Linked DNA regions of Homo sapiens: all the other regions are linked to region 1. The links are chromatin loops, found by intact Hi-C in ENCODE. Cell type or tissue: sigmoid colon. All regions are shown on one strand. Region 1 overlaps MAPK4 (mitogen-activated protein kinase 4). Region 2 has its middle 63 kb from the start of MRO. Region 3 has its middle 53 kb from the start of MAPK4.

Region 1 (8,000 bases):
ATTTAGCCACTGAAGTCATAATTGCACTGATTTAGATTTTGAAAGAGGCCACCATCTTCTGCTATCTCAGATCTCCTTCCTTTAAAAAGAGAAGTTTCCCCTTGAATCTACAAGGGTCAAAGGTTGCAGGAGTCGTTTAAAATCAGAAGGATTTACACACCTGCTACACATGCCCCCTGGCACACTTGTGGACCAGAAGCTGGACTCAGCCTTCAGCCTGGGCAGGGGCCTTTGTGCAGCTGGTGCTATGCCCGTGGCCACCGGCTCCCAGACTTCCCACGCAGGGACCCAGATGCTCCCCTTCCCCAGCTTTGCTGATGTGGTGCTGGAGTTCCGACGAGGCAGCCGGAATTTCTCTCCGTGCTATTTTAGTATCGCTGAGAGGCATGGGAAGGCTTTGTTCTCCCTGGCTGGTTACGTAATTTTCAAAAGGAAAACAGAGCAAAGCCTGAACGCTCCTGGAGTTTGCTCTTTGGGGAGGAGGGAACTCCCCACCCAGCATCTGATGTTCCTTCTGCAAACTTCTCTTCCCTCCCTCAATTCTTTCCTCTAACCACCCCACCTCAGGGAGGTGAAGATAACAGGGTCCCCTCCTGTTTCTTTCTCAGCAGTGTCCCCACAGGCGTGTTCTTTAGAAAACCGTATTGAGGGAAACACAACCCAGGGTGGGTGGCATCACTGCCTCCCAGGGACCTTAAGATGTTTGCAGTCACCACAGGCTCACACGTCCCAGGGGGAGAAGGCTCACCTGAGGCCCATCATGGGCAGCAGAGCCTGTCAGTGGTTCCTCTGCTTGAGATGTATTTATTTTAGACTAAGCTGGGCTTTTGGCTCGGGTCGGTTGGTGTCCTGCTGGCTGGTGTTTGTGAAGGGTCATCCCAGGTCCTGGGCTGGGAGTGGTGCTGGGCATGAGAGAGGAACAGGCATAGGGACTGTAGCCCAAGGTTGGCATCATGGGCGGCACCATTAGGAGCAGCCATCTGCCCATATATCAGGGTTTCTGCAAAGGAAAATGAGTTCCTGAGCATGCACAGGTCACTCCACACGAACCACTGCAGCCTGCACTCCTCTGGGGTGGAGGGAGCAGCGCTTAATTTCAAAAGCCGGAAAGCCAGGGAGAGTTGTTTCTCCTAATTCCTGGGGGTCCCCCTGCCGCCGCTGAGAGTGAGACCCGGCTGAGTCTCAATGGTAAAGATCAGCAGTTACACAGCAGTTCTTAACTCGGTGAGGAAACACCTCTGGTCATTATGCTTTTGGGGGCCTGTGTGGCCTCCTCCCTTGAACCCCTGCTTTTAGCCCCTACTCACTCTGGAGGGATTTAAAAAACTTTCTTTTCTGGGCCTCAGGGATGCTTTTTAAATTTATCTTTCCATGTGGGTTGTACTGTGTCATAACCAAAATCTTACTGCAAACATGGAGCCATTCCTGTGTCCACTGATATTTATTTATTGAATCCCTCTCTATATGCCAGACACTGCCCTGGACCCTGGGTTACATCAGTGAAAACAGACAGGTAAGGTTCCCCTCCTCCCCAGAATTCTATCTGACTCTGGAATCTAATGAGATCCATGCCAGGTGAGACCCAGGACCCCAGACTCAAGGAGGGCTTTTCAAGGCCTCTTCTCTATTTTAGAAAGTCAAGAACTGCAGATCTCCAAGTCCTTCCTCTCCATTAGTTAGCTATCGCTGTATAACAAATGTCCCAACATTTATTGGCTTAAAAACAACATTTATTACCACGCAGCTCCTGAGAGTCAAGAATCTGGGCATGGTTTAGTTGGTGCCTCTGACTCGAGGTGTCCTGGGATGTCCATCAAGCTGTTGGCGGGGCTGTAGTCCACTCAGGGCTCAACTCAGGGAAGGGTTGCTTCCAAGCTCACTCACACGGTGGCCAGCAGGTCCATTTCTGAGAACTCACAGGGATCCCCCCATAGGGCTGCCTCAAGAAGGAGCAGCAGCTTCCCCAAAAGCGAACAGGAGAGAGTGATTACCTCAGATGGAAGCTACAGGCTCTTTATAACATGATCTCAGAAGTGGCATCCCATTCTTTTTGCCAAATTCTATTCTTTAGAAATGAGTCAGTGAGTCCAGCACCCACTTAAGGGGAGGGGATGACACAAGGCCTGAAAACCAGGATCACTGGGGCATCTGGGAAGCTGCCTTCCACATCCTCCAAGAGCCTCTCTGACTGATGGGACTCACCCTGCTTCCTGCTACGCTTATAGTAGGAATCACACAGTTGGCCCCTGAATGTTCCTGCATTGTTTCCATAATTATTGTTGTAGTTCCACTCCCCCAATATGAATATAAGCTTCTTGAGGTCAGAAGCCATGTGTCCTACCTCTTCTCACTTTCCATTTAGACCAACCGTGTGCTGAGCAAGTTACTGTCAGATCATCTCAGCCTCAAGTAAAAAAAAATGTAAAAGTCCAAAGCAAAAATGTCTTAAACAGCAGTAGGGCTTAACAGTCTCTCTTGGCAAGAAAGCTGGAGGTGGGTAGTTGCAGGCGTGGCTCAGCTCCTCAGCGATGCCAGCAAGGTCCCACACTCCTCTGCCACCTCCCCACGTGGCCTCAAGACAGCTGCTGCAGCACCAACACCACTTCCTCTACAACCGCATCCACAAACAGGAAGTAGGATTTCTTCTTGCTTGGGAAGGAAACCTTTTCCCTTAGGACTCCCCAGCAGGCTTTCCCTTAGGCTTGTTGACCAGAACAGGATCATATGACCACCCCTAAAGCAATCACTGCCAAGAGGGAATTGTATTACCACAGTTGGTTTAGATTCATGGTCCTCAACAGGGATGGGTTTGGGAGATGACATCACCTCCTGGGACTCCGGGAAATGTGAGTCTGACCCAGGGACCAGGGAGCGCTATTGGCATTTAGTGGGTTGGGATCAGAGTTGTTAAACTTCCAGCAATAGTATATGGTACAATCCCATAAAACAGAGAGAACTGCAGAAGCTGAGGCCGGAGTCATTGTGTAATCACCTGAGTGAGCTTGGAAGCCGATCTTCCTCCCTATTTGAGCCTTGAGATGACTGCAGCCCTGGCCAACAGCTTGACCTTGAGTCCGAGGCACCCAGCTCAAATGCCAACACCAACCCTGTTGAAAACTGCTGATTGAGACCAGTGATTTTCAACCAGAGGTGATTTTGTGCCTCCCCGACAGGTGACAGTTGTCAGTGTTTGGAGACACTTTCAGATGTCACAGCTTGGGGGTGTGACTGGCATCTAGGAGGCCGAGGCAAGGGATGCTGCTGAACATTCAGCCGTGCACAGGATAGTCCCACTGCTAAGGATCACTTGGCTCAAGATGTTGACAGTGCTGAGGCTGAGAAACCCTGGTTTAGACCCACTGGGAGTCATTCCTGGGTAGGCTCAGCTGCCTGATGGCCGAACCAGACCTGGTTTGTTCGTGAGGAGGAAGCAGGAACGTTTCCTGGGTAGGTGGCCACAGTCAGTGTCAGCTACAGGCCGTGCTAGTCAGGATGCCTGCAAGTCAGCCAGCTCGTCCCAAGGATGCCCAGTCCCTGTGCCACAGGCTCTAGCATGGCTGAGGTTCACAGTTAAAGGTCAAGAACATGATGGAAGGTGGGGGTGTGGTTGTTTAAAATCAAGGGTTTTTTACTCCACTTTTAATATTATTTCAACATTCTATTTCTTGGTTTCTCTTTCCATAGAATGGGCTTACTGTGGCCTCCATACTGGGTTGAACAAAGGCTGAAAAGGTGGCTGCCTCTTGCTTTAATTTGAGACATACCACAAGGTGTGCCTACCCCACATTTTTCCCTCACTGGGCCTGAAAACTCACACTGAGCCTAGATGGTTTGTGGTAAGAGTCACTCGCTGGGGCTGAGATCATACTATGGCGATTAGAGCGTGAGTGTTGGACTTGGACCAACCTGAGTTGACATCCCAGATTCTTCACCTGCCAGAGGGTGACTCTGGGAAAATCACTTCCCTCTTGGAGCTCCATGGAGGACGATATCAACCTCACAGGGGTGTTGTAAGACCCAACTGAAATAATCAGGTGAAGCCGTTGGCCTCTGGTAAACCCTCAGGACATGCAGTTCCACCATCTTCATCATGTCCTCTTTACCATCTCTCCAGCAGGCTTCTGTTAAGATGCAAGTGGGGTTGCGGAGCAAGGCACATCAGCCATACCACAGAATTGCAGAACTAGAAGGGACTTTAGGCCAGATTAGGTAGCTTTTGGAGAGCTGGGCCCTGAGGGCATCAAATTTGCATATGAGCTGAACCAAGCCTCACCTCCTAGGTAGCTCCCTAGGAGGCCAGGCCTGGGATAGTGTCGCCTTGAGGGGCAACAGGAAGACTGAGTCCAAGAGGAAGGAGACAGTGCAGTGCAGGAGGAGCCAGAAAAGGGCCGGGTCCCAACACACTTCAGGACCTGCTTGTGAATGAGCTAGAGGATGTTCCCACGGAGTCTAGAGCAGAGGTCCACGAACTACAGCCCACAAGCCTAATCTGGCCCAGCACCTATTTTTGTAAATAAAGTTTTACTGAAATGCAGCCATGCTCATTTGTTCAGGTATATTGTCTGTGGCTGCTTTTGTGCTATAAAGGCAGAATTAAGTTGTGTTGAGTGGTTTCAACAGAGGCTGTATGTCCTACAAACATGGAAATATTTGTTATCTGGCTCGTTATAGAAAAAGTTTGCCAATGCCTGGTCTAGAGGACTCCATTCACATAGACCACAGTGACTCATTAGGATCATGAGCCTTGGAGTCAGACTGACTGCGATGTGAATGGTGCCACCTAGAACTGTGCAGTGCATAGCATGCTCAGCTGGAAATAGCGGCTCCTCGGGAGAAGGGCTTCCTGTAAGTTTCAGAGTGTTCAGGAGAGGGGAAGAAAGCAGTGTCTGTGAAATGTCAGCACCTTGCTGGGGAGATAGTTCCTGTGGAAAGTCGAAAGCATGAGGTTCGGGAGGATCTGAGCAGATGGGGAGGTAAGTCTAAATTTAGACTTTCCAAAGCTGATTTGTAAACCAAAGCCCCAGGAATCCCAGAAAGGGACAGTTGGCACACGCCATCTCATCTCTGGTTTGCCTCCGCATGTTAAAAGGCTGGATGAGTGAGAGAATAATTAATTGGCCTCAACTAAGCTGTTACCTGAGAGTCAGTGAGAAAGCAGTTGAGAGCTGAAACTCCATTGTTCAGAGTCCTGAGGGTAGAACTTTCTATTCCTGTGTTTTATTACGATGCCCAGCCATGGAATCGTGGGGACCTTGGCTGCTCTTGTGAGAGTTCCATGCATTCCTCTTGCTGGGTGTCATTCAAGCACGATTGAACGAGTGACCTTTCCATCTCAGACAGTGAATGCCACCTCCCTGGGTTTGAAATCACACCTGTGATTCGGAGCAGCTCTGAACCACCACCTTTGAGCTGAGAATGGTTGGGCTTTGCCCTGAGAAGCTGCACCACACCAAGAGCTGCCATAACCACTCCCCTGCCCAGGTGGACACATCCAGATGCCAGTCTGCTCCTCCCCAGGGCCAGTGGGCCCACACCTCTCAGCATATCATGCAAGAAATGGACCACTAACCTTAGACTTCTTAGGCGGTGGATGCCTTGTAATCAGCCCACCTAGGGAGAAAGGCAAAGGGCTTACAATGCAAATTACAGAGGAATTGGAAAGAATTGCTCTGTAAAGAAACAGGAAAGAAAGAAACAGAAAATGAAGAGGCTTGAGAAGAGAGGCATAATAATAAACTCAAATGGGAACAGAGAAATGGTCAGACAAGAGGCTGCCTGATTAGAGCACTGAAACTCTAAGAGAGGCAGCATCTAAGCAGAATATGTTACTAAGAGGATTGAAGTTCAGAAATATTAGTTGGTCTGAATGGTTAGGGCTTGTTGTGAGATGCGCCCTTTGAACAATTTCCATGGCAAGTATCACAAGGGACAGTGACCACCTAGGAAACGTGGGCATCACCACTGTGTAGACATAATGAACGGTACTCAGCTCCTTCCAGTCAACGGATATTTTCTATGCTCTACTTTGTGCCCTGTAAGCTACTTGTGAAGCTTACAGTCTAGTTGGGAGATGGACATGTACAAAAAGTTAAATAACAGCCCAGGCTAATGTATGGTAAATGCCAAACACAGCGTACACATGAGTGCCACAGGAGTTTAGAAAAGGGAGACATGTCATTGAGAACCAGGATGGATGCTTTAGGAAAGAAGTGAGACTTTGGATTCTGAATGATAGGATTTCAACAAATGGGGGTGGTGGGGAAGCAGGAGAATATTTCAGGAACTGGGAAGATACAAGCAAAAAAGCCAGGCAGCAAAGAGTCTATTTAGCAGCCCACAAGAAAGGTGGAGTGGCTGGAATTGAGGCTTGCCACGTTGACATCGTACCTGGCCCCTAAGCTGACAGCATATTGGGAAGACCACTGAAAAAGAGACACACACACGGGATACAGTCCCTCCCATGCATGAGAGGGAAAGAGTTTTAAAAATAAATAAAGCACCTCTTAATTATTCGCTGATTATCTGCATTGCAGCTGATCTCAAGCAAATCCTGCATTCAGCTTGCTTGTGATGTCATCCCCTCTGCTTAGGTGCTCATTCCTCTCTCTGTTTACAACCCAGCAGAAGCTGGAAAGGAAGAAGGCTTAAGCATGTCTCTTCCTAAAAAAAATAATGATATGCAATTGCCTCTTTTTGCTATGCCCTTGGGAGTCAGACCAGGCTTGTGGGGAGAAAGAGAAGCTTCAGTGTAGTTGCCATTACATGACTTGGGCAGCAGGAGTCAAGGAGGGAGAGAATGGAGAGCTGTGGAGGCTCTTTGATTCCCCTGAGTTAGGTATCCAGGCCAACTTCGCTAGCACAGGCCATAGAATCTGGTTCACTGGGTGCTCCCAGCACTGTCTCTTAGTGGCTGGGCATCCTCAAACAGAGTGAATGGTATTCATTTATCCATTCATCAGATGGATATTGACCCTATGTATGCTGAAAGCACTAAGCTGGTGCTCTCCAAGCCTTGGTATCCTCACCTGTAAAGTTAGAACTGGAATCAGAATCGATGTTTCTCAGTGGAAGTGCTGTTGGCATTCAGGGGTGGAGGGGTGGATGTCAGTGGATGTGCTCTGGGCATTTGGGCATGGAGGTGGGAATGCTCGGTAGAATGGTTAGCAAATCCGGCCCTACCCATTAAATACCAGTAATGACTCCCAGTCAAATAAGGTGAGGAGGGCAGTACCATCTCCAGATAAGGACCACGGGCCTTGTTTTCTTAGATTTCTTCCCAATCTGAAATTCTGTAAGTCTATGGTTGTTTTGTTCCTGGACCCAGTAAAAACATGCAGAACAGAATTACCGAAGATCTGACAAATTATCAGAATCTTGAGTACATCTTATTCAAATGTAAGGGAATGTTTAACTAAACAGCAACAATAGGTAACATCTGTTAAGCAATTACTATGTTCTAGACCCTTGGCAAATTTCCTTCATTAGAAGTCTTTACAGGCGATCTGATTGTTTACTATTTCAGATCATCTGTGTCCCCTAATTTGCCCCCTTAATTTCAGAGCATTGAGTTGACTATCGTTTTTGCTTCATTTATCTTTGCAGAGTTGTGCGAAGTTCAGATAGCAAAGTGTCTCTATAGGAGGCCCTGCGATATGAGAATAAAGCAGCAGTCTGCCAAGTTCATGCCTTTGTGTTGGATACAGTCTTCTTTCTTTGTGTGTCTGTGGTCTTTATGAACTTAGAAAACCTGCCAGTCTCTTAGACGCTATGATATTACCTTACTTCAGAGATCTGAATTTACATGTCTAGTTTTGCAGGGTTTTTCCTCCCCACTTAGTTCCTATACCTGTAATTTGAGTCAACAGCCACCAGAGGGCAGGGACAGTGAAGTTTAGATTTGACCCATTGCTTTGAAGAGCGAGGTCACATTGTCAAAAAGAATACAGCTCACCATGCCAGTTTTGATATAGCACTGGGAACTCTGCACCCTGGTTTCTGGG
Region 2 (8,000 bases), 99 kb after region 1:
TGCTTGAACCTGGGAGCTGGAGGTTGCAATGAGCTGAGATCACACCACTGCACTCCAGCCTGGGAGACAGAGTGAGACTCTGTCTCAAAAAAAAAGAAATGAGGATATCTGGAGGCCAGGAGACAGCTGGCAATTCAGTAAGTGTCAGTCTGAAACTGTTACCGTCACTCTAAACTCAAGTCAGGCCACTCTATTCCTGTGCCATCGTTTTCTGGCCTACAAAACCAGGACAATTAAAAATCACTTCAGTTATTTCCTCAATGAACAAATATGGAGTGAGGGTCTACTGTCCCCCAGGGCCTGGCTGGGGAAACAGAGATAAATATCACAGCCATAGAGCAACTAAAGACAACTGCACCTTCTTTCCTGTTGAGGACTTCAGAGCCTGCACTGTGGGCAGCACTGTGACCTCAACACAGCCTCATGAGGGAGGCAGGTTCCAGAAGAGAACTCTGAGGGCAGGAGTTTCGGTGCTGTCTCTCTACAACTACACAGCTGGTCCATGGCTGGGCTGGGCTGCAACCCCAGGGTTGGAGGCCTTGGCTCAGAGGCTTGGGGGAAACCTATGGCAGGGAGTGGGGAAGGCAGGGAGAGCCTTTTCTGCTGCAGTGCTTCTGCTTTGTCTCTCTTCCCCTTCAAACTCCCTTTTTTCTTTCTCAGCTGATCAGAGCCTAAGGAGGCACCAATTGGCTAGTGGGACTCCAAGTGATGATGAAAACCCTGAACTCATGGATAAAGGGACAAAGGAAACTTGCTCCCTGGAACCAAGGACTTGTGATGGGGAGAGTGGCCCACTATTTCAGGACACTCCTGGTAACTCCTGTAGATGGTCCTCCCCTAACAGACAAAGACAGGCAAAGCCGCAATGGCTGCTTCCACCTCATGAGTGTTAGCACAAATTCATTCATTCATTCATTCATCTGTTTATTGAGCCCTGCTATGTCAGGCACCCTGGGGGTATAGTGACGGAGAAAGCAAATAAGGTTCCTACCTGCAAGAAGCTTATGGTCTAGTGCAGTGCACCCCAACTTTTTTCACCTTGAGGTACACCTAGAAAATGATTAAATGTGTATCAACTATCAGAGTGACTGATGAGATCACTCTGGCTGGTGGGGACCAGCCCAGATCCTCCAGCTGACCCAGGACCCCACAACCCCTCCAGTCCCAAGGGCTGAGAGGATCAATATCATAGTAAGCCATGCACCCTGGCTAAGGACCTCCAGCTACATGGTTATAGGTGGGTTTCTGATTTGTAGCTACCGGGGCAGTCAAGATTAATGGAAAACAAGGGTACTATAACCTGGGAGTGTTAGACCTCAGAAGAATGAAACCATGGTAGTTTCAAACCATGGCTGCAAATTCTTAACATCCCTCCCATGAAGAGATGGTGTCCATATCCCCACCCCTCCCATGAAGAGATGGTGTCCAAGTCCCCTCTGCTAAGTGGGCTTGTGACTGCTTTGACCAATAGAGTACAGCAGAAGTGTGATGCTGTGTGATTTCCAAGGCTGGGTCATAAAAAAACAGGCAGTTTCCACTTTGCTGACTGGAACCTGTGCTTTTGGAGAACTGAGCCTCCACGTAAGAGGTTCCACTGTCCTAAGATACCATCACGGAGAGACTATGCATACATGCTCTGGTTGACAATTCCAGCTAAGCCCACCCTTCAGACCCACACCAGATATGTAGGCGAAGAAGCTGCCTATGACTCCAGCCCTTTTTGTTCAAGTTTTCCCAGACATCATGGAGCAGACAAAGCCATTTCCACAAAACCCTATCTGAACTCCTGACCCACAGAATCCATGGCATAATAACATGGCTATTGTTTTATACCACTGGGCATTGGGACAGTTGTGCAGCAGTAGAAGCACCAGGACAAAATCAAAGCCCCAACTAAGGATGCTGGGCTGACCCCAGTTCACAAGGATGACCCTCCACTGCATGTTACCACAAGAGGTGAGGGTAGTGGGAGAAAAAAGACAGCTCACAGGAAAGCAGCTTCCTCAACCTCAGTCTTCCTGGCAGTGGCAAAGTTAGCATACCCTCAGCAGGTCAATCTTCTAGTGGTCTACAGTCTGCTCCTGCAGCCTTTGCATGGACTTTGTAAGCACCCAACTCCCTGTATTAAATCCTTCTCTGCTGACAAGAACCAGAGTAGCTTCTCATACCTGCAACTGAACCTACCTAATGCAGAGCCCAAATACCCTGCTCACACTCCCAGAGCCAACTTGGTTTCTCTCCATTTCAGAGATTGGCTCTTAGCCTTTTCACTGATTATCTGTGAAATTTACCAGAATCCTTCTAGTAAGTTTCCTTTGCTTTGCCAAAATTGATTTCTGTTGTTTGCAACCAAAGAACTCCAATTGATACAAAATTTAAGCTGCTAATTAAGTGAATATCTTATCTAGTAGTCTCCCCTTATTCACAGTTTCACTTTTGGCGGTTTCAGTTATCCAGGATCAACCATGGTCTGAAAACATTAAATGGGAAACTTCAGAAATAAACAATTCATAAGTTTCAAAAGACTTTCCTTATAGTATATTATAATTGTTCTATTTTATTATTAGTTATGGTTGTTAATCTCTTACAGTGCCTAATTAATATATTAAACCTTATCATCCATATATATGTGTGTAGAAAAAACATAGAATATATAGGGTTCAGTATTATCCAAGGTTTCAGGCTCCCATGAAACATCTTGGAACGTATCTGCCTTGGATAAGGGGGGGACTACTGTATTTAACCCCCTTTTTAAGAACCCACTTTTCAGATGAACAGTGTAGAAAAGAATAATTTTCACATGATTTGAAGATACAACCGTAAATGTTTTTAGTCTTTAGAGATAGCTTTTTTTGTGCATGAAAAATAATCTTCAGAATTTACTTTGGTATTTAAAGCCAATTATTACAGAAACAAATTCAAAGGCTTAGTTTTCCCTATGTTTTTAAGTTCAATTTAGACATAGTATTCAATTTATAAATCTTTCAAATTTCACAATAATTTTAAGAAGATTTGTATAACTTAATTCCTTGGAATATTTTATCTGTATTTATAAACCCAACATAATAAATTCCCTTTTTAAAATAATTCAGTTGTCTAGCTAACCAACTTTTCCAAGTACTAAAGTGATTCTTACAAATCTCCTAAATCAAGTTTATAAATACAATGATGAAGTTCTTTTAAATGTGCCTATGCTATTTATAGACTAAGATTCTCTTGCAGTTTTCAGCTTAGAATTTAAATTGATTGCTCGGGACTGTAATTAGCCAAATTCTCCAAATACTTTTGGACACCTGATACAGTTTGGCTGTGTCCCCACCCAAATCTCATCTTGAATTCCCACATGTTGTGGGAGGGACCCAGTGGGAGGTAATTAAATCATGGGGACAAGTCTTTCTTGTGCTGTTCTCATTATAGTGAATAAGATGCATGAGATCTGATGGTTTTAAAAAGAGGAGTTTCCCTGCACAAGCTCATCCTTTCTTTGCCTGCCACCATCCACATAAGATGTGATTTGCTCCTCCTTGCCTTCTGCCATGACTCTGAGGCTTCCCCAGCCACGTGGAACTGTAAGTCCATTAAACCTCTTTCTGTAAATTACCTAGTCTCAGGTATGTCTTTAACAGCAGCATGAAAATGGACTAATAACACCACTTGGGTCCTACCTCACACCCTCACAGCCTACCTTTTGCTTTAATCACTCCTGTAGTAACCACAGGTGAGGCCAGACAGCACCTCTCAGCTTCAGTCTCTTGCTTTGTACCTGTGTAATTCTCAGACATTCAGACGCTATGGCAAAGGGCTCCTTGGGAACTGCTCTACATTCATAAACACACACACACACACACACACACACACACACACACACACAGAGCGAGCGAGAGAGAGAGAGAGAGAGAGAGAGAGAGAGAGAAGGGAGGGAGAGGGAGAGGGGGAGAGAGAGAGAGAGAGAGAGACTGACCCCAGAAGTGTACGGGATATCCAGTGAGAGAATGAAGCCAGTGGATAAAGGATCTCCTCTACCATTTTTCCGGCAGACAAACCTGAGGCTTATTCCACATGGTTCCTCAGAAGTGCCCAGAAGGATGGAGCATCAGTTGCCCGTAGCAATGACCAAGTCAATTATGCACCCAGTTTTATTGTTTTACTCCTGTTCCCTATATCCCTTATCAGATAAACTACCTGCCCCTGAGCTTCCTCTCAGCTCTGCTTTCCAAGGTGAATGCTGGCTAAGACAAATGCTAATGCACACAAATTATTCCCAGATTTTACACAATAGTCATACTAGGGGTTTGATTTGCTTCATAATCTCTGTTCTCAGTTCTAAATCTCCCCAGGGTTAAAAGATTCACCAGAGCTGCCATAACAAAGTACCACACCTGGGTGGCTTAAAACAAGTGAAACGTATTATCTCAGAGTTCTAGGGGCTGAAAGTCTTAAATCAAGGTGTCAGCAGAGCCACGCTCCCTTGAGACTCTGGGTAGAATGCTTCCTTGCCCCGCCCTGGCTCTGGTGGTGGCCCACAATCCTTAGCGTCCCTTGGCTTGCAGCTGCATCACTCCAGTCTCTGCCTCCATCTTCACATGGCTTTCTCCCTGTGTGCGTCTTCACATCAACTTCCTTCTGTGTATGCTGGCATCCAGATTTCCCATTTTTATAAGGATACACAAGTACTGGATCGGGGCCCACCCGAATGACTTCATCTTAACTTGGTTCTCTGCAAGACTTTATTTCCAAATAAGGCTACATTCTGCAGTACTGGGGATGAGGACATCAGTGTATCTCTTTTCAGGGGGACACATAACGCCACAGTGCCCACTAAGGAAACAATTAAGTAATTCTAAGCAATTAGAGGGATTTCAAGCAAATTTTCAGGTTTTCTGTCAGCTGGGCCATTTTGCAAATTGGCTAGAGATTTTGACAGGATTTGAGATCAGAAACTGTGAAAGGCCAGACACCATGGCTCACACCTACAATCCCAGTATCTTGGGAGGCTGAAGAGGGAGGATAGGATTACTTGAGCCCAAGAGTTGGAGACCAGCCTGGGTAAGATGGTAAGAGCCTGTCTCTACAAAATAAAATAAATAAATAAAACTAGCTGGGCGCAGTAGCATGCCCTTGTAGTCTCAGCTACTCAGGAGGCTGAGGTGGAAGGATTTCTTGAGCACAGGAGATCAAGGAGTGCAGTGAGCTATGATTGTGCCACTGCACTTCAGCCTCGGGAACAAAGCAAGACTCCATCTCTTAAAAAAAAAAAAAGTTGAAAGAAGGAAAAGAAAAGAAAAACTGTAACCGAGCCATCTTCCACAGTTACCACACCAATGGGAATCTAAGTTCATGCCTTCCAATGGAATTGTGGAAACAGAGATTACAAACTATAAAATCATGAATTAGCTTTGGCTAGAAAATGTGGAGGAAAGCAGAGTTTCCAAGGCCCGGTTAGCAACTGCCCAGGAACAACCCTAAAAACATGAGAGACTGTTGATACAGGTGCTTTGAAAAAATAAGTCCTGATGTAGCCATTAAATCTTATTAGGTAGAAAAGGAAAATAAAGTGCATATTTACACAACTGTGAACAAAAAACGTAAGCTAATTCTATCACCAGTCTGTATCTTGTCCTCAGAGTTGAAATCTCGTCTAGTTTGCTAGAAAGTCCAATGATCTGTGCTGTAATATTGAAAGTTTTATTTTTGTAGTTCCAAAGATTTTGGCTTATAATCTTAAGACTAATGTGTTTGTTTTATGTAAATACATTACAGAGGATGTTTATTGTAGAAAACAGCATTTGTTCACTTGAAGTTCTAAGCTACATTTGTCATAGGAAGTTGATTTTTCCCAACAATCTTGGTGACAAATTAATTCACTGTGACATCACTTGTCTGGCTCAAATTAACTCCTATAAAATGAACAAACTAGCTTTCTTAACATTAGGAACATAGATAAAGGAACATTTCTTCTTGCAACATGCATTTATAAGTAAAGTAGTGCTAACAGATGAAGCTTAAGTACATTTGAGAGATGATCCTGAATTAAGATCATTTGATAGATGATGAAGTTGCTTGAATTCAAGTTACATATTACCTCATTCTTAAGTCTAATGATTCTGTATCTAACCCAAAACCAGGATGGCAGACATTTGATGGGATTTGACTATCTATTTACTTGATGCTACTATGAATTCATTTCATGTACTCCCTACAATCTATGAATCCATTTAAATCCATCAAAATGACATTTGCTTGGATTCTGCAGCTCTTCCTGGCTTTGTCTGGCTTAAAAGTCAGAACTTCCAAGGTCTTATGCATGACAGGAGAGAGGTCAGCTTCATAAAGGCATATGGGTTGGACAACCACTTTCACTGTTGCCATAAGAAATTTCCAGGTGAAAAATAAGGAATGAACAGAGAAGGCTGATCCTTCTAATGCATAGTTAAAACCCTTTAAAGAAAATCAGTGGATCTTTGGCAAACATTATACATTCTAGCCTTTTTCATGTTAAGCGGAAAACATAAATTATATCCAAATAAGTGATAATAAATGTATCTGAAAGCTCCATGCTTCCAGAACACTTTGCACCAAAGGCTCCTCTCTGAGGTCTTGGGAAGCAATGAGGCAAAGAAGCTGCATGTTAGATTCCGACTGAGTGGTGCAAATGACTGCTAAATTAGTGTGAATTATCTGGGCTGTTCCATGTGGCCATCCAACCAAAGTACTGCCTGTACTGCAGAACTGCCAGAGAAGGCCTCCTGGCCTCTATTTTATTCTTCAACAACAAAATACAAAGTACCTCTTAGTTTCTGACATGAATCAAAACTAGTCAAAAGATCAAGCACGGGGGCCAGGCACAGTGGCTCATGCCTGTAATCCCAGCACTTTAGGAGGCCACGGTGGGCTGATCACTTGGGCTCAGGAGTTCAAGACCAGCCTGGAAAACATGGTGAGAGCCCATCTCTACAAAAAATACAAAAATCATCCAGGTGTGGTGGCACACAACTGTAGTCCCAACTACTTGGGAGGTTGAGATGGCAGAATCGCTTGAGCCCAGGAGGCAGAGGTTGCAGTGAGCCAAGATGGCACCACTGCGCTCTAGTGTGGGTGACAGGGTGAGACCCTGTCTTAAAAAAAAAAAAAAAATCAAGCAGGGACAAAAAGTGGGCACTTGCAAGACACAGGAAAACCGCAAAGAAATGCTAGGGCTAGACGGAGGAGGGGGGAACTGAGCTATAAACTGGTCAATGAAGATGAATAATCTATCTTGATTTCTTTGAAACAAGGCAGGGTCTGAACGAACAAATGGATACAGATGAAAGCACAGGGAGGTGAAGGGGAGCTGTTGCTTCTCCCTGGGGTCTTTCTGTTCCCCTCAGCTCAGTCATTTGCCTCATCTTTTCCCATCCTGCCTTGCCAGTGCATGCAGCCCACAGCCCCTCCCTGCAAGGGCTATCTGGAGGCAAAGAGGGTGGATTGGGAGTTCTCTGTGGCTTGGGAGTGGGAACCATATTCTTGGGTCTGGCACAGACTATCTACCAATCTAGTTGGTTCTGGAAGCTTCTCAGAGCACCTAGGCTTCATCTCCTGAACCAACCAGAGGTCCTCCAGGACTTTCAAGTCAGGTAGCACTCAACTTACCTCCCAATAGGGGAGTACAGCTCTCAGGCTACCCAAGGTACCCTACTCCCAACCCTTCCCACTTCTGGTGGCAGCTCTGGACCCAACAGAACTGCCCCCTCCCTATCACATCCTAATTCTGCTTCTTCTGGCACATCTAAAATTTCCTTCTGCTCTCTCTTGGATCTGCTACTGATAGCCAGACATGGGCTCAAGGCTGCTATGATCTGAATGTTTTATCCCCTCTAACTCATATGTTGAAATCTAATCCCCAAGGGGATATTAAAAGGATCAGCCTTTGGGAGGTGATTATGTCATGAGAGCTCTGTCCTCATGAGTGGGATTAATGCCCTGAATAAAAGAAGTCCGAGGGAGGGGTATGTGTGTGTGTG
Region 3 (8,000 bases), 150 kb before region 1:
TGAGAATGGGCATCTTGTGTTGTTACAGATCTTAAGGGAAAAGAATTCAGTCTTTCACCATTAAGTATGATGTTAGCTGTGGGTTTTCCATACATGTCCTTTATCAAGTTAATGAAATTCCTTTCTATTCCCAGTTTGTTTGATGTTTTTAATCATGAAATAATGTCAGATTTTGTCAGATGCTTTCTCAGCATTAATTGAGATGATCATGTGATTTTTTCCCTTCATTCTATTAATGCAGTATATTATATTGATTGGTTTTCTTGTGTTGAACCACCTTTGCACTCCTGGGATAAATTGTACTTGGTTATGTGTATAATTTTTGCACACTGCCAGTTTGGTTTCTTAGTATTTTTGTTTACAATCTTTGCATACATATTCATAAGAGACATGGATCTGCAGTCTTTCTGTGATGCATTTGTCTTATTTTGGTATCAGAATAATTTCTGGTCAGTTTCTGGGGAACAGATCATCTCATATTCTAATTTCATGGAATGAATTAGGAAGAGTTCCTTCTTCTATTTTTTTGAATTTGAGTTTGTGAAAAGTTGGTATCAATTATACATTTGGTAGAATGTCTGCATTGATGCCATCTGTTCCTGCTTTTCTCTTTGAGTAATCTGATTTTTTGTTACTAATTCATTCTTTTCCATTATTACAGTTTTGTTCAGAGTGTCTATTTCTTCTTGGGTCAGTTTTATTAGTTTATGTCTTTCTAGGAATTTGTTCATTTCATCCAGGTTATCTAGGTTTTTGCATATAATATCATATATTTTGCATGTATTCCCTTTATAATCTTTTTTTTTTTTGTCAATCTAGCTAAAGGTTTGTTAATTTTATTGATGTTTTCAAAGAACATGCTTTTGGTATTGATTTTTATATATTGTTTTTCTCTTCCTTGTTTCATTAATTTCTATTCTAATCTTTATTATTTTCTATCTTCTCCTTGCTTTAGATCTTTCTTCAGCATCTTCAGGTGGAGGTTAGGTTGATTTGAAATCTTTCTTTTATAATATAGGCATTTATAGCTATACATGTCCCAGTAAATGTCACTTCAGCTGCATCCTGTAAGTTTTGGTATGTTGTGTTTTTATTTCATTCATCTTAAAGGAAATGGTGGGAGAGAGAAACACGATAGGAAAAAAAGTTAACATTTGTTTTTTGTTTTGTTTTGATACAGAGTCTTGCTCCGTCACCCAGGCTGGAGTGCAGTGGCACAATCTCAGCTCACTGCAACCTCCACCTCCTGGGTTCAAGTAATTCTTATGCCTCAGCCTCCCGAGTAGCTGGGATTATAGGCGTGTGCCACCATGCCCAGCTAATTTTTGTATTTAAAAGATATTTAAAACACGATAGGAAATATTTGTGTTTAAAAGACATCTTTCTTCTTTTTAATATAGGCATTTATAGCTATACATTATAATATGTATAGCTATAAATGCCTATATTTTTGGATTTTCCTTTTTATTTCTTCTTTACATAATAGTTACTTATGACTGTTATTGTTCCACATATTTTCAAATTTTCTAAATGACATTTATATTTTAATGAGTAGAATATAATAAAGGTGAGGAGACATCACTTTTGAGAATAGGTTTCAAAAGACTGTGACTTCTCTCTCGTTTGCACATGCTCTGCTTGGCTTTTCCCACTTGCTTATTCTGATAAAGCAAGCTGTCATATAATGCACCACCATATAGAGAGGCTCATGTGTCAGGAACTGAGGGCAGCCTTTGGCCAAGAGGCCAATAAGGGACTGAAGTTCTCAGTCCGATAGCTCACAAGGAGCTGAATCCTATCAACAACCATATAAATGAGCTTGGAAGTGGACCCTTCCATAGTGAGCCTTGGTTGACAGCCTGATTGCAGTGGTATAACACAGTCTGAGCCCAAGGACCCAGTCAAGGCATGCCCAGATTTCCGATTCACAGAACCTGTGAGATAATAAATGTTGTTTTAAAACCACCAAGTGTTGAGGTAATTTGTTACATAGCAGTAGATAAATAATAAGATGTAGTTGCTTCAGAAAGAGGGCCTGGGTCCTTTGAATGGGCCAGATGCTTATTTTTATTTTCTGTCTCCATGATGTAAGAGGCCTAGAAAGGACCCTACCTCATACATTGTCTCTGTGCCCCACCTTCTCTACTGGAAACTGAGTGTGGTAAATCAGGTTGGATCTTTTCTGGGGAACTGACCATCTCAGATTCAGGTGAGGAAGAACCAAAAGGCCTCCTTTAAGTTCAATTCTTCAACTCAGAGTTTGTATTGGGTTGGTGCAAAAGTAACTGTGGTTATTGCAGTTACTTTTAATTGCAGAAGCCGCTATTACTTTTGTACCAACCTAAATATTAGTGTACAGTGGGGCTACCATGTCTAAAGTGTTCATTTGTTTCCCATTTGGTTATTGTCCTTCATAAGTAAGTTTGTTTGTTTATAACCTTAAGGGTGGAAGGTGAGAGGATAGAATGAAGCTCCCAAGCCCTACACCAAACCCTCAATAGAGATAATGAAAGCAGAGCATTCAGTACATAGTAAGTGCTCAACAAATGTGAACTTTTTGACTGGGTGCAGTGGCTCCTGCCTATAATCCCAGTACTTTGGGAGGCCAACGGGGGGAGATCACCTGAGGTCAGGAGTTCAAGATCAGCCTGGGCAGCATGGTGAAACCCCATCTCTACTAAAAATACAAAAATTAGCTGGGCATGGTGGCACACGCCTATAATCCCAGCTACTCGGGAGGCTGCGGCATAAGAATCGCTTGAACCCAGGAGGTGGAGGTTGCAGTGAGCTGAGATTGTGCCACTGCACTCCAGCCTGGGTGACAGAGCAAGACTCTGTATCAAAACAAAACAAAAAACAAATGTTAACTTTTTTTCCTATTGTGTTTCTCTCTCCCACCCAGTGCTCCAAACTCACTCAAGTTATGACATAGAGTCTCAAACTGTCTGCATTACACCCTGGGGTCACTTGTATTTTGTGGTAGCAAAGCTCCTAATTTGTTTGCTATTGATGTATTTATTGCTAGACCTTATTGAAAAAGGAATTCAACAAAATTCAACTCAACAAACACCTTGGTGATGGGCATTATGCTGAGATTGCACAAACAGAGGGGAATAGAACACAGTTTCTGTCCTTAGACCTGAATTCGGAACTAGTGCCTGGAGAGGGGGTTTGTTTTTACAGATCATCTCACGATTTGAAGGCCAGTCACTAAGAATCCACTCATTTTTTCCCCCATATTTCCCCAACTGAAATTACTCAGGAACAATGTCAGAAAGTCTAACACTTCCTCCATTTTGACTTCAGTCCTGGTGATGGGTCTTCTCTGAGGCCATCCATGTGGATATCTCCTAGGATACAACCATATCTGGAACAGAGGCCTGCACTAATGGAAGTCCCTCCATTACCCAATAAGAAAAATTGGGGAAAAACCCTGAACCTCAAGTCACTTCACAGCCACTTGTCACGAAATGTTCACAATAATGGTACAACTCAACAATGACTGCAGATGAATGGCTTCCTGCCTCTGTGTAATATACACTTGCACAATGGTCAGGACGTAGGACTGCTGTGAGAAAATGCTCTTGATCTGTGAAGTTGGAATCCAGGAATTCTGGAGGAAGATGGAGCACAGGTATGAGAGGAGGAAGGAGAGAATGACCCCTTCCCAGGCCTCCTGATCACGTGGGCACATCATGCTAACATTAACATATGAATGTGCGGGCTCACAGTTGCCACCTATTTGACAGCATTGACAGCAGGATGTTCAGTGTCCCCCAATTAATCCTGGTATGTCTCTGGTGAGTTCTGGACCATTGAGGTCCCCAGCCCACAGGCCACTTGAGGGCAGTGTCTCCCCACTGCAGCTGCTGCTGGGCTGCTCTCCAAAAGCAATGATTCTCCCTGCCTAGGCTGCTGTTTCCTGGGCCCCCAAAACTGCAAAGTCCTTCTGAGGCCAGTACTGCTGTCTGTTATTTCATCTTTTCTTGATGCACGCACTGCTAGAACCACACTGTGTTCTAGGTGGAAATCGCCAGCCCAGACCTACCCTGGCCCTGTCTGGCTCTTAGGCCCTTCAGCAACAATACATGTGCCCCAAGCCTCTTGCTTTCCTTTGTGAAAACAACCCCCCAAGGTCCTTTCCTCTAGTCTCTCCCCCTGGAACTTAAACTTACAACTTCTGTCCCACAGACTGGCCATTCCCTGCAAGCACATCAGCTGGTACCAAGAGGTTTGGGAGGCACTGCCCCACCAGTTTGTTAGATTCCGAATACATATCTCTGGGTGTCAGAGATACTTGTAACATCCTATTACAGTAGTTCTGGGAAATGGACTTTTTCTTCAGGGCAAGAAGAAAACTAAATTTTTTTAATAAGTTGGAATAGCACTTTTTGTCCCCCCTGTGGCCACACTGTTACAGGTATAACAGGTAGATATGAGTGAAGAAGACTAAATTCCTTGAGTAGCTTGTGTTGTATGTGACTGTGTGTGTGTGTGATGTTGACCCACGTGTACCTTAGTGCAAGATTAGAAGATCATAATGGAAGCCTCTCCCAGCTTCACTCTTGTCCTTCTGGAAATCCCATCCTGAGGGAAGGATGAGGTGAGTCGTGGCATGATGGCTAAGAACATTAACCAGTTTCCAGAGCAACGAAGGGAGCTTTGGAATCTGCCTTTAAGGAGTTTCTGTGCTATACTCCAGAAGAAAACTTAACGTTCAGTTTTTAGGTACAAACAGCTATGTTTGGACAAATAACTATGTCAGATGCTTGAATGAAAATATATCCTGGGTTTTTTCTTAGTCTTTCAAATGCATCCAAACCTTTCTGTTGTACTTTTCTAGGAGGCAGTTGTTTCTCTTCTCACAATGAATCAAGCCAGTTAAAAACTGCATGTTCTGAAAGATTGGATAAGGAAAATGTGGTATATGTATGCCATGGAATACTATGCAGACATAAAAAAGAATAAGATTGTGTCTTTTGGGGGAACATGGATGGAGCTGGAGGCAAATATCCTTAGCAAACTAACACAGGAACAGAAAACCAAATACTGCATGTTCTCACTTATAAGTGAGAGCTAAATGATGAGAAGTTACGAACACAAAGAAAGGAACAGCAGACACTAGAGTCTACTTGAGGATGAAGGGTGAGAGGAGAGAGAGAAGCAGAAAAGATAACTATTGGGTAGTGAGCTTATTACCTGGGCGATGAAATAATCTGTACAACAAACTCCTGTGACACAAGTTTACCTACGTAACAAACCTTCACATGTACCTCTGGACCTAAAATAAAAGTTTTAAAAAAAATAAAATTTTTAATTGCATATTAAACAAATTAATGTATAAGCCTGCCTGAGGGGTAAGGAGTAGAAGGAAAAAAGAATGAACACAGGTGGTGAGACTATGGCTACAGGCTTTGTTATTAACTGAGTGCTACTGTGCAAATTAGGCTTTCTGTGCCTCAATATCCAAACCATTAATGTAAGGGTTGTTAAGTTAGATTAGATATTCTTGTAGGCAACTTTCAATGCAAGTATTCTCTGACTATAGATATTCTCTCCCTCCCCCTTTTTCCCTCCTCCCCCATTTCTCCTCTGTTGACCTCTTTCTCCTTCCTATTTCCCTTCAAGATCCTGTTTCCTTTTTCTTATGTGTGTTGTTTTTATTCCAAGACTTTTACACAGGCTCTTTTATTTTCATCACCAGGCAATTTGTGCCAGCGAGTGTGATGCAAATATAGTTAGACAGGATTTTGGTTCTGACTGAATAAGAATTGCTCCACTTGAGTTTACAAAAAATACCCCCCAAAAACAAAAAACCACCACCCGGGCCCTCTAAACCAATTCTATTGAAAGTTTCTTGGCTTCTGAATTTAAAGAACAAGTTGTTCCTGTCGGAGATTCATTATAAAATGTTTGGTTCACCTCCTTCACCGTTAGTGACAAACACACAAAATGAATGCTCAGAGGAGTGTGCAAATCCGAACTGTCCTCCAGAGTAAGGACTCTCCCCTCTGCCGCTACATCAGTGAGCCCACGTTTACAATCTAAAAATTATCCTGAAGCCAAGTCTATCTAAGGACATGAATTAAGGATTCTCAGAAACTGAGTGTTTTCACATACACACACGTAGACACACACATGGCTTAGACAGTTCATGTCAAAATAGACTGAAATTAGCAACTTGGACTTTTAAAATAGTCTCTCTTACTTACGGAAACAAGTGGCAGTGATGGGCTGCTGAAATTGGGAAGAATAAGAAAAACCACAAAAATGGAAGCATCTTAAACTTCCTTCTATCAGTCAGTGACAGAATAGGATTCAATTGCTTGAGGTGGCTAACGTACTATGGCCAAATGATGGGAATCAGATGTAGCTTCCCTTTTCTTGCCACTTTTATCAAGGAGATAGAAAATAAAATTGGAGCAAGTGGAATAAACAACGCTTTAGTCCCTGAAGCCCAAGATAGGTGAGGAATTAAGAGCTCCTACTTCCCAGCTGAGTTACTCTCTAGGCAGTTAAGATTGTCAGGCCATAGCAGACACCGAAAAAGTCAGGGACCTATTATCCTAATACAGGGAGTAAGGGTGTTAGTAACAATAATCCAATCTGACATAGAGAGTCAATTCTAGAAAATATAGGTGGGTGAGCTTCATGCTGATCCCAGGATTATTTAATGGATGGTTCACAGGTACTTAGAAAACATTGGCTATAGGAAGCCAATACAAATTATTATTATTTTGAGACAGGGTCTCACACTGTAGCCCATACTGGAGTGCAGTGGTGCAATCACAGCTCACTGCAGCCTCAACTTCCCAGGCTCAAGTGATCCTCCTGCTTCAGTTTTCCTGAGTAGCAGGGACTACAGGCATGCTCCACCACGCCCAGCTAATTTTTAGATTTTTTTTTTTTTTTTTTGTAGAGATGGGGTTTTGCCATGTTGCCAAGGCTGGTCTCAAACTCCTGGCCTCAAGTGATTCTCCCACCCTGGCCTCCCAAAGTGCTGGCATTACAGATGTGAACCACTGTGCCTGGCCTAGGATTCTTTAAGAATAAGTCAAGTCAAGGTAATTCCAGATTTTTCTTACCCCCCTAGGTTTACTTAACAATGAAATAAAGGAAATGTACTTTATTTGGATTTTAGAAAGGCACTTTAAATTTTTTCCATGAATACTACTCAGCCATAAAAAGGAATGAAATAATGGCATTCGCAGGAATCTGGATGGAAGTGGAGGCCATTATTCTAAGTGAAGTAACTGAAGAATGGAAAACCAAGCATCATATATTCTCACTTATAAGTGGGAGCTAAGCTATGAGGACGCAAAGGCATGAGAATGATATAATGGACTCTGGGGACTTGGGGAAAAGGGTGGGAGGCAGGTGAGGGATAAAAGACTACACACTGGGTACAGTGGACACTGCTTGGGTGTGCCAGAATCTCAGAAATCAAATAGCTTACTCATGTAACCAAACGCCACCTGTTCCCCAAAAACTGTTGAAAAATATATTTTTAATATAGATATATATACTTACGTAGTATATACATATAATTCAAAAATTGATTCCATGATGTTCTTGAAGACAAGATGAAAAAATAACAGATCCTAAATAGTGTGGTTAAAGTTACAGGTGTTTATACAACTATTCTTAAATACTCCTGATGAATAGGTCATGTGTTTGCCTAGAAGGGGATCTTTCCAGCATGCTGCAGAGTTCTGCTTTTGGCTCTGTCTGAGCCACCATTTAATATCAGAGATTTGTGTGCAGCTAGAGATATGAGAGAAGCAGCACAGACGGGAGTCACGGATGCAAACAAAAAGCTTAACATTCACCAGGAATAAATGGCAACTACTCTCCTTAGGCATGTGGAAAAACAACATACCAAACAAACAGAAATCAAGTGCAAGATGAAGAACCCCATGGGAATGACTTGGGAGAATGAAGAAAACTTGAGAATTCTACTAGAAATCATAAGGACTTGATTAAAGGGAAAATACTGCTAG

Evidence for each region. Peaks named below come from ENCODE experiments on the same cell type or tissue, not always from the same donor. Only the 100,000 strongest peaks of a DNase experiment are listed, where the experiment ranks them.
Region 2: a loop joins it to region 1, with 4 times the contacts of the local background. A loop is called at or near these places in 3 of 110 quality-filtered maps.
Region 3: a loop joins it to region 1, with 8 times the contacts of the local background. A loop is called at or near these places in 13 of 110 quality-filtered maps.

What each region holds. Positions count from the first base shown.
Region 1 is chr18:50,654,488-50,662,487 of GRCh38, forward strand. All of the region lies in intron 1 of MAPK4 (mitogen-activated protein kinase 4), which reads left to right. Among named protein-coding and RNA genes, the nearest start is that of MAPK4, 98 kb to the left of the region's middle. In sigmoid colon, no CTCF peak of the experiment used is centred here; DNase peaks (open chromatin) are centred at 254, 804 and 4,794; H3K4me3 peaks cover 827 bases.
Region 2 is chr18:50,753,003-50,761,002 of GRCh38, forward strand. No RefSeq gene overlaps it. Among named protein-coding and RNA genes, the nearest start is that of MRO, 63 kb to the right of the region's middle. In sigmoid colon, no CTCF peak of the experiment used is centred here; a DNase peak (open chromatin) is centred at 4,549.
Region 3 is chr18:50,503,469-50,511,468 of GRCh38, forward strand. No RefSeq gene overlaps it. Among named protein-coding and RNA genes, the nearest start is that of MAPK4, 53 kb to the right of the region's middle. In sigmoid colon, a CTCF peak has its summit at 3,830 (motif pointing right); a DNase peak (open chromatin) is centred at 3,873.